Linked DNA regions of Homo sapiens: region 1 is linked to region 2. Evidence: chromatin loops called from intact Hi-C (ENCODE). Cell type or tissue: heart left ventricle. All regions are shown on one strand.

Region 1 (5,000 bases), 140 kb after region 2:
GTCGCCAGGGACCGGGCTGTGTCCGGTGCCAGGGCTCAGCCAGGCCTGGAGCCAGGCGGGCTCAAAGCCGTCTTTGTAGAGAGCTGTGGCCCAAGAAGCGTGGGCTCAGGGCCAGCAGAGGGAGGCAGGGTCTGGGCACCCTGTGCAGCTGGGAGGGGTCATGTGGGGTCAGATGGGGCCATTGAAGAGCAGCGTGGGGTTGTCTGTGCTCTGCTGTGGGACCTCACTCAGCTCCCCTAAACCCTCCCAGCCTAAGACTCCTGCCCTGTAAAATCGGAATGGCCGTGTCTCCCATGAGGTTAAGGGAAACCTCTGTTGCACCTGGAGCACTTTGAGCCTGAAGCTACCTTGTAAGCTGGAGGGAGGTTAGCAAGTATGGGAGAAGTGTTAGAGGCAGGACAGCCTCCCTCAGTCTTTCTTCAAGGAGGAGAATTTCCAAAGGAATTGCTTTCTCTTTTTTTTTTTTTTGTTTAGTACATATAGTTTGAAACAGGGTCTCACTCTGTCACCCAGGCTGGAGTGCAGTGGTATGATCATCGCTCACTGCAGCCTCGAACTCCTGGGTTCAGGTGATTCTCCCACCTCAGCCTCCCATGTCAGGGAGTAGCTGAGACCACAGGTGCGCACCATCATGCCTGGCTAATCTTTTGTACTTTTTTTTTTTTTTTTTTGAGACGGAGTCTCGCTCTGTCGCCCAAGCTGGAGTGCAGTGGCGCGATCTCGGCTCACTGCAAGCTCCGCCTCCCGGGTTCACACCATTCTCCCACCTCAGCCTCCCGAGTAGCTGGGACTACAGGCACCCGCCACCACGCCCGGCTAATTTTGTTTTCGTATTGTTAGCAGAGACGGGGTTTCACCGTGTTAGCCAGGATGGTCTCGATCTCCTGACCTCGTGATCCGCCTGCCTCAGCCTCTCAAAGTGCTGGGATTACAGGCGTGAGCCACCGCGCCCGGCCGGCTATTTTTATATTTTTTATTTTTATTTTTTCCTTTTTAGAGAGGGGGTCTCGCTATGTTGCCCAGACTGTTTTCTCTCCTTTAATTTTTTTGCATCCCCCAGTTAATTTCAATACCCACCCCCCCCCCCTTACCCTAGCTCGGGGAGTGCCACGGGAGAGACCTTGCCATGTTGCCTGTTAACCTTGGCATACAGTAAGCGCTAACAAGTGATTACAAATATCAAAATAAACACACACGGCGCCGCCCTCTGAGCCCGCCCCCGCTGACTTGCTCCCCAGGTGTTTCCTGCTGAATGAGATTGAGAAGGAGGAGAAGGAGAAGCTCTGGTACTACTCTCAGCTGCAGGGCCTGTCCAAGCGCCTGGACGAGCTGCCGCACGTGGAGACGGTGAGCCGGCCGGGGAGCCAGGGGGCAGCGCGCCCGCCCCACTCAGGGTGCGGGAAGCGGCGTGGGGGAGGAACGGGGCCTGGCCCGGGCGCCCCTCACCGTGGCCCGCCCGCCTGCCTTTGCCAGCAGTTCTCGATGCAGATGGACCTGATCCGGCAGCAGCTTGAGTTCGAGGCCCAGCACATCCGCTCGCTGATGGAGGAGCGCTTCGGCACCTCGGACGAGATGGTGCAGCGGGCACAGGTGCGGCGGTGGGCGGGGTGGCGCGGCGGTAGGCGGGGCCCTGCGCCAGTGGGCAAATCAGAGTGCAGATATTATGGGCGGGGTCTGGGGTAATGGGAGGAGTCTTATGCCTCCTGGGTTGGGGGGCGCGGGTTCTGGTTCAGGAGGCGGGGCCAGAAGCTGGAGGTGTTGGTGGGTGGAGTCAGGAGGCTCAGAGCCTGAGCACAAGGGCGGTGGGGTGCGACAGTGGAAGGTGGCATGGCCTGTGGGCAGGGCCAGATCAGCAGGTGGGTGGGGCCTAGAAGGACGAGGTCTAGGTTCTGGGTGGAGCCCAAATGGGAAGTGGGAGGAGTCAGAGCCTGGGATGGACTAAAGGCGGGGTTTAGACAGTGGGTGGGGTCATATCTTAGGAGGCGGGGCTTAGGGAGCTGGCAGGGCTGGATCAGGGAGAAGGCAGAGGTAGGGTCAGGGCCTGGGGCGGGGTTATCAGGAAGAGGCGGGGTCAGAGCCCAGGGTGGGGTCATCCCAGGGAGAGGCGGGGTCAGAGCCGGGGGCGGGGTCAGCTCCAGCACTTGCCCTCGTGTGGTCCTGAGCAGATCCGCGCCTCGCGCCTGGAGCAGATTGACAAGGAGCTGCTGGAGGCGCAGGACCGAGTGCAGCAGACGGAGCCCCAGGTACCGGGTGGGGCAGAGCCAGGGACCAGGGGTGGTGTCGGCCCAGGCAGAACGGGGCTCCTCGAGTTCTGCCCGCCCCCGCCCACATCATCACGGGTGAGCAGACTGGGTGCTCTGGGACTGTACCCCCGACCCTGGTGCTCTCCCTGCAGGCCTTGCTGGCGGTGAAGTCGGTGCCGGTGGACGAGGACCCCGAGACAGAGGTCCCCACACACCCTGAGGATGGCACCCCTCAGCCGGGCAACAGCAAGGTGAGGGGGAGGGTGAAACGGGGGCTGGCGCAGCTGTCTGGGCTGGAAGGGGGATCAGGTCTGCATCCTCGCCAGTGGTGGTGCCCTCCCATGCCTCCATCCAGCACCCCCTCGGGTGTAGGAAGGCCCCTCTGGCGTGCAGCTCATGCAGAAGCTGCGGGCCTGGCGAGGTGGATGGGGAAATACGTCCCGTAGCGGGGGCTAAGTGGGGCACCATAGACGTCCCCGTGGAGTCCCTTGGCTCTGCGCGGCCACCCTAGGAATGCCAGGTGAGGGGGGCCAGCCTCCCCGAAGCACGTGTGCAGCCTCCTAGCGTCCCCTCATCTGTCCCCCAGGTGGGCGTGGGGCTGCCCTTGGGGACGGGGCAGGGGTCACAGGGCTCCGACCGGGTTTCCAGGTGTGCGGGGGGCAGGTGAGGGACCCCACCCTGACCCTGCCCTCCCCCCAGGTGGAGGTGGTCTTCTGGCTGTTGTCCATGTTGGCGACGCGCGACCAGGAGGATACAGCGCGCACGCTGCTGGCCATGTCCAGCTCGCCCGAGAGCTGCGTGGCCATGCGCCGCTCGGGCTGTCTGCCTCTGCTGCTGCAAATCCTCCACGGCACCGAGGCCGCGGCCGGGGGTCGCGCCGGGGCCCCAGGGGCACCGGGCGCCAAGGACGCACGCATGCGCGCCAACGCGGCGCTGCACAACATCGTCTTCTCGCAGCCGGACCAGGGCCTGGCGCGCAAGGAGATGCGCGTCCTGCACGTGCTGGAGCAGATCCGGGCCTACTGCGAGACCTGCTGGGACTGGCTGCAGGCCCGAGACGGCGGGCCCGAGGGAGGTGGCGCCGGCAGCGGTGAGTGCCTGGCCTGGTGGGCCCCCTCCGCGCAATTAACGTGCAGCTAGGGCTTCCCGGGGGATGGGCGACTAGGACCTCCAGCCTTTGCTGCCTGCCTTCTGGCGTTGGAGGCTGCAGTACCAGGCTCCGGCCGAGGCCTGTGGGGGCATTTGACGTTGGGAAAAGACCCGCCCATGATCGTACCTGGCGCAGAGTAAACGCTCGGGAAGTCGCTGAATGCATGGATGGATCGTGGGTAACTCTGGAAAGTTGGGTGCAGACTTTGAGATTCTTTTTTTGCAGTTGATCGCAAAGTTAATATGGGGGCCGGGCGCTGTGACTCACACCTGTGATCCCAGCACTTTGGAAGGCAGAAGCAGGAGAATTGCTTGAGCCCAGGAATTTGGGGCTGCAGTGAGCTGAGATCATGCTACTGCACTCCAGTCTGGACAACAGAGCGAGACCCTGTCTCGTCAGTTTTATTTTTAAAAAGGGCAGAAGCACAGCTGAAAGGTGTGGTGCTCCAGGAACTACCTCGCCTCCCTTCCCAAGGCTGAGTGAGAGAGGCCACCCCATCATCCCATCTTAGAGAGGCTGGGAAAGGAAGTCCCAACTTTGCAGCCATTTGCAAAGCTCCCGGGATCCTTCAGGCCTGGGGCGGGCGGGTTGCGGGACCTTCGGGAGTCACCTGGGACATTTCCTGGGAATGGGGGCTCTGATCTGGTCCCTGTGCCCACAGCCCCGATCCCCATCGAGCCGCAGATCTGCCAGGCCACCTGTGCTGTTATGAAGCTGTCCTTTGATGAGGAGTACCGCCGTGCCATGAACGAGCTAGGTGAGTGTCCCAGGTCCTCTGGGAAGCCATCCTCCAGCCCCCGAACAGGTGGTGGCTCCTCGGCCGCTAAAGGGACACAGGCTGGGTCATCTGAGCTTGGGCTGGGGATTGGAGCCCGGAGAGGGACAGACTCCCTGGAGTCACATAGCACCTCTCATGAGTGGACCGTCACCCTGGGCCCTCTGTCCCCATGAGCTGCGTGTGGCCTCCCGATCTGGTCTGAGGCTTCGGGGGTGACTTTCAGCCCTAAGTTCCCTGGGGCTCAGAACAGGGAACGGACCAGAAGGGCAAAGATAGATAGAAGACAGGCCCAGAATTGGAACTGTAGGGGGTGTTTTACGTTTGAGGACATTGCAACATCTTCTCTTTGTCAATATAAAAAGTAATTGAGGCCGGGCGAGGCTGCTCATACCTGTAATCCCAGCAGTTTGGGAGGCCAAGGCAGGAGGATGACTTTAGCTCAGAAGTTCGAGACCAGGCTGGGCAAAAATAGTGAGACCCCATCACTACAAAAAAAAAATTAGTCCCAGCTACTGGGGAGGCTGAGGTGGGAGGATCTCTTGAGCCCAGGAGGTTAAAGGTGCAAGGAGCTATGATCATGCCACCACACTCCAGACTGGGCAACAGAGCCAGACCCTGTCTCAAAAAGAAAAGTCTTGCTGTAACTTTTTTTTGAGACAGAGTCTCACTCTGTTGCCCAGGCTGGAGTGCAGTGGTACAATCTCAGCTCACTGCAAACTCCACCTCCGAGTAGCTGGGATTACAGGTGCCCGCCCCCACACCTGACTAATTTTTGTATTTTTAGTAGAGACGGGGTTTCACCGTGTTGCTCAGGCTGGTCTCAAACTCC
Region 2 (5,000 bases):
AACGCGCCCCCATGGACCCAGCCCGCCCGCCTTTGTCCGCCGCCAGCCCCCCACCCGCCTGCCGTCACAGACCCCGCCTCCCGTGCCTGAGCCCCATTTCTCTGGGGGCCGGGCTGCCTCGCGTGGCCCCCGCCTGACTAAAGCCATGCAGCTTCTCGGCCGGCTCCATCCGCTGGCTGCCTCAGTTTCCCCCTCTGCAGCATGGGCATACAGGGTTCCTCTCGTCGGCTCATTGGCTGCTGAATGGGGGCTGTGTGGGCAGAGGCTCTCCCGGGGCTTTCCCAGGGTGCTCGGGGGTCCCTCTGCCCGGTCCCTCCACTGTGCCTTTGTCCAGGAAATTCGAGGTGGCAGGGAGAACGGATCCGCTCTCGGCCTGAACGGAGCCGCGGCAAATGCTGTTGACCCCTGACCCCGGCCCCCTAATCCCGGGGTTGAGGCTCTCACCGGAGAGGGGCCCTGGGAGATGAGCTGGGGCACGACCCCCGCCCCGGGCACCGAGGGGGGCTTCCAGGTCAGGGTCGGAGAGGCTTCGGGAGGACGCGGCTGCCCCATTGGCCACGTGCCCGGTCATCACCTCTCGGAGGCCAACACGGGAAACTGAGGCGTGGAGGAGCCCTCCTAAGCCCCACAGCTCTGGGATGGGAGCCAGGCCTAGCCACCTGCAGGGAGAGAGACACGGCCGGCAGCTGCCCCTCCCTGAGTCACCAAACAGGAATTCCGGGACGTCTGGCTGGCCCTGGAAGGCACGGCTAGCTTACAAACCCCCAGTCTTCAGGAACCTCTCTGGGTACCTGGCCCCTGTGTTCCCCGGGGAGGCCCCAGGATCCCCTTGTCTGGAACAGGGGGAGGGGCCTTTCTGGCCACCCTCTGCTGCTCTACATTTACCCAGTGTCTTCAGGAGGAAGAAATGAATGAATGAATGAAGTGGAAGGTGTCCTCATGCCTGCCAGCTGCTGCAGTCTAGCCCCCGTGCCTTGTGGCTACTTAGAGGCCTCAGCTAGCAGCATCCACCGCAGATTAAAAGATTCTCCGTCGGAGGCTGGGATGCGCTCACACGCTTGGGCGCCCCTGCGCTCCCCGGTGGCCGTGTGTCTGTTCCACCCTGCCGAGCTGTTCCCCACGATCAATTTCAATTTGGCCTGGTCTCTGCCTCTGCAGCACGACCCTCCTTGGGGGCCGACGGCGGGGAAGGAGTTGCTGGCTTCCGCAGCTCTCCCCCCAGGTCCCTGGGACCCTCGCCTGGTGAAGAGAGAGCTCTGCTGGGCCGCCTCTTTTTCCGGGCCTCAGTTTCTCTGGGTTTGGAATGAGGGCACAGGGCAGCGCAGTGTGGACCCAGCCTGGTTTTCATCCAACCTCATGAAGTCACTGAATGCTCGCCGTGGGCCTGACCCTGGGCTGAACCCTGGGGCACCGTGGGGGCTACGGCAGGCAAACGAGTCGGAGGCAGAGGAAGGGCGTTCCTGCAGGGGGGAGGCTGTGTGCAGAGGGGTAGAGGGAGGGAGGCAGGAGGGAGCGTCCTGGAAGAAACAGTTAAGGTGGGGCCACAGAGGAGGGTGGACAAGCCTAGGCAACAATATTCCTCAACAGCCGAAGTTTGTGTATTTGTTTTTTGAGACAGAGTCTCACTTTGTCACTCAGGCTGGAGTGCAGTGAGCTGAGGTGCGATCTCAGCTCACTGCAGCCTCAACCTCCCTGGCTCAATCGATCCTCCCATCTCAGCCTCCCAAGTAACTGGGACCACAGTTGTGTGCCACCACGCCCAGCTAATGTATTTATTTATTTATTTATTTAGAGACAGAATCGCTCTGTCGCCCAGGCTGGAGTACAGGGGTGCAATCTCGGCTCACTGCAACCTCCACCTCCTGGGTTCGAGTGCTTCTCCTGCCTCAGCCTCCTGAGTAGCTGGGATTACAGGTGCACCCCACCATGCCTGGCTTATTTATTTGTTTATTATTTATTTATTTTTGAGACAGTCTTGCTCTGTCACTCAGGCTGGAGTGCAGTAATGCGATCTCAGCTCACTGCAACCTCGACCTCCCTGGCTCAAGTGAGCCTCCCATCTCAGCCTCCCAAGTAACTGGGACCACAGGTGTGCACCACCACGCCCGGCTAATTTATTTATTTGTTTATTTAGAGACAGAGTCTTGTTCTGTCGCCCAGGCTGGAGTGCAGTGGTGCAATCTCGGCTCACTGCAACCTCCACTTCCTGGGTTCAAGTGATTCTCCTGCCTCAGCCTCCCGAGGAGCTGGGATTACAGGCACCTGCCACCACGCCCGGCTAAATTTTGTAATTTTAGTAGAGATGGGGTTTCACCATATTACCCAGACTGGTCTGGAACTCCTGAGCTCAAGTGATCCACCCGCCTCGGCCTCCCAAAGTGCTGGGATTACAGGCATGAGCCACCCACCACCCGGCCAATAGCCAACATTTATTGAGTGCTTACTGTGTACCAAACGTCAGCCGACAGGCTTTCCCTGCCTCATCTCCCTGCAACCTCCCAAGGATCCTCTAATACCCATTTTACAAATGAGGAGACAGGCCACAGACAGAGGCCGCTGTGAGGTGAGGGAAGGAGGCCACGGCCATGCTGGCATTGGCAGCACTGGTCCAGCTCAGACCTGTCCAGGTCCCCAGCAGGACTGCGGTGCGCCTGGCTCCTTCCTCTGCGCGCTCCATTCCCTTGCTGCTTCCTTCCGGGCCTCCAGGCTTCCCTCCTTTTCTAGGGTGGCGGTGGAGGAACCTATATGGGCTCCTGGGTGCTGGAGTTCGATCTGAACCTTCCCGCTCATTCTGCGTGACCTTGGGGGCGTGCCTGGCCCTCCCGTGCCTCAGTTTCCCCAGCCGCACCTGCCGGACTGTGAGGCCCCGACCCCCCGCCCTCTCTGGCCCCCCCGCGGCTCCGGGCTCAGGCCGCCGCTAGGTGGAGCGAGGAGGCCGGTGGAGACGCGGTGCGGGGAGACGCGCGCTCGGGAGCTGCAGAGGCCGGGGAGCGGGCCTGGCGCGCGGGTAGAGCTGCGTGGACGCCCGCGGCCCTTGGCGCTCAGAGCTCCCGCCCCGCAGCCAGCGCCTCTAGGAGGCCCAGCCGGACAGTCTGCGAGGGGCGCGCTCCGGGCGCAGGAGGGGCGGTGTCCGGGGCGCGTGGTTTGGGTCGTCGGGACCTGGATCCCGGAGCAGGCAGGCTGAGGTCTGCATGGTCAGGGCGGCCTCAGGTGCTGGGGAGCCACCCTGGCTGGACCTAGGGTCCCAGCTTCACGTTCACCTCCTGGAGCCTCAGGTCTGGGTCTGATGCCCCAACGGGAACCCCAAGCCCTGCCCACCGCCCGTCCTCACCTCTGCTGCCCCTTCACTGCCCCGACCAGTGGCTTCCGCCATAACCCTCTTGGGAGACCCATTTTTCATAGGAGGAAACTGAGGCACAGAGCGTTTTCTCGGTCACAGAACAGCTGGATCCCTCCTGTGTGATGAGCACCTCTGGGTCCTCCTGTGTCGTGACCACACCTGTGTCCACTTTCTGGGTCCTGGGCTGCAGAATGTCACCGCCCCAAATACCCTCTCGTGGGTGCTGTGGTTGGTTTCCTTGGCCTTGGGAGGGTCCTTTCTACTCAGGTAGGGATACCGTCTGGGTTCCCCCCCTACTGCCCCTGCAAGGCAGGGCTGGTGATCCGTGTGCACCCTGGGGGCCGTCTCATGTGTGGCTGCACCTTCCCACACCACGGCTGAGGAGAGGATCCTACCCACAGGTGCCCCTGGTGGGTTCAGCCGGCCCCTGCCGCGGGATCCTGCTTGATTTCTGGTACTCCAGGCCTCGCCACTGTCATTCCCGCTGGGCATGATGCGCACCTGCTGTGCCATGCTCTTGGGCAGCTCTCTGGGGTCACGGAAACTTCTGTGCCTCAGTTGCCTCCTCTGGAATGTGCAAATCCTTCGAGAAATAAGCTGGAAGACCTGGGAGCAAGCAGGCTTGGGTTTCCAGGTTTGGGGGGGGGGTGCCCAGATACAACCCCAAGGCTTTGGGAGGTGAGGGGACACCCTGCTGCTCCATCTGGACCCGCGCCCGTGAGCTCTGCTGCTCTGCGCCTGACCCACAGCTCTGTCCACTTGCCCCATATGGGTTCAAGGCACCAAGAATCAAGAATCCAGCCCTCTGGGCTGGATGCGGACACGGTGGCTCACGCCTGTAATCCCAGCACTTTGGGAGGCTGAGGCGGGTGGATCACCTGAGGTTAGGAGTTCAAGACCAGCCTGGCCAACGTAGTGAAACCTCATCTCTACTGAAAATGCAAAAATTAGCCAGGTGTGATGGTGTGGGCCTGTAATCCCAGCTACTCAGGAGGCTGAGGTAGAAGAATTGCTTGAACCTGAGAGAGGGAGGTTGCATTGAGCCGAGATATCGTGCCACTGCACTTTAGCCTGGGGGATAGAGTGGGAGGGATCGATCCAGCCCTCTTTCATCCCCTTCCCGCTCACTCCGACCCAACCTCCCAGTTCTGTCTTTAAAACAAGCTGCTTTTGTCTCTGCCCCAGGGCCTTTGCACGGGCTGCTCCATCCCTGCATGTGGCCAGCCCAGCAGCTCCCTCACTGCCCACCTGTGGCCGGCTGCATCCCTCCAATCTTCAGACACCCATTTTTTTTTCTTTTTCTTTTCTGTTTTATTTTTTTTGAGATGGTGGGGGTGGTCTCGGTATGTTGCCCAGGCTGGTCTCCAACTCCTGAGCTCAAGTGATCCTCCCACCTCGGTCTCCCAAAGTGCTGGGATCACAGGCATGAGCCACCTCGCCTGGTCTTGACACTTATTTTCATGTTCAGTTTGACCATATTTGTGACAAGTCAGAGACGATACAGCAAGGGGAAGAAGACACGTTCCCTTCCCTCTAGAAAGTCACAGTCACGCACAGAAGGCAGAAGGCTTGCAGTGCACAGCGACGGGATAAAGGAACCAGCTCTGCAACAGAGTGAGTGGCTCTGAGCTTTTGATCATTGAGATATAATTCACAGACC

What was found. Peaks named below come from ENCODE experiments on the same cell type or tissue, not always from the same donor. Only the 100,000 strongest peaks of a DNase experiment are listed, where the experiment ranks them.
Region 1: a loop joins it to region 2, with 2.0 times the contacts of the local background. A loop is called at or near these places in 6 of 110 quality-filtered maps.

Annotation. Positions count from the first base shown.
Region 1 is chr19:1,453,911-1,458,910 of GRCh38, forward strand. APC2 (APC regulator of Wnt signaling pathway 2) reads left to right here. Exons shown (of 15, transcript NM_005883.3): 5 at 1,239-1,347; 6 at 1,474-1,590; 7 at 2,166-2,243; 8 at 2,396-2,494; 9 at 2,943-3,333; 10 at 4,055-4,150. Among named protein-coding and RNA genes, the nearest start is that of APC2, 6.3 kb to the left of the region's middle. RefSeq lists enhancers at 1-630, 2,460-2,976 and silencers at 1,414-1,493, 1,544-1,663, 2,064-2,203. In heart left ventricle, no CTCF peak of the experiment used is centred here; DNase peaks (open chromatin) are centred at 1,600, 2,161 and 2,782; H3K27me3 peaks cover 4,115 bases.
Region 2 is chr19:1,312,925-1,317,924 of GRCh38, forward strand. No RefSeq gene overlaps it. Among named protein-coding and RNA genes, the nearest start is that of EFNA2, 30 kb to the left of the region's middle. RefSeq lists a silencer at 2,831-3,110. In heart left ventricle, a CTCF peak has its summit at 2,913 (motif pointing right); a DNase peak (open chromatin) is centred at 2,957; H3K4me3 peaks cover 419 bases; H3K27me3 peaks cover 3,861 bases.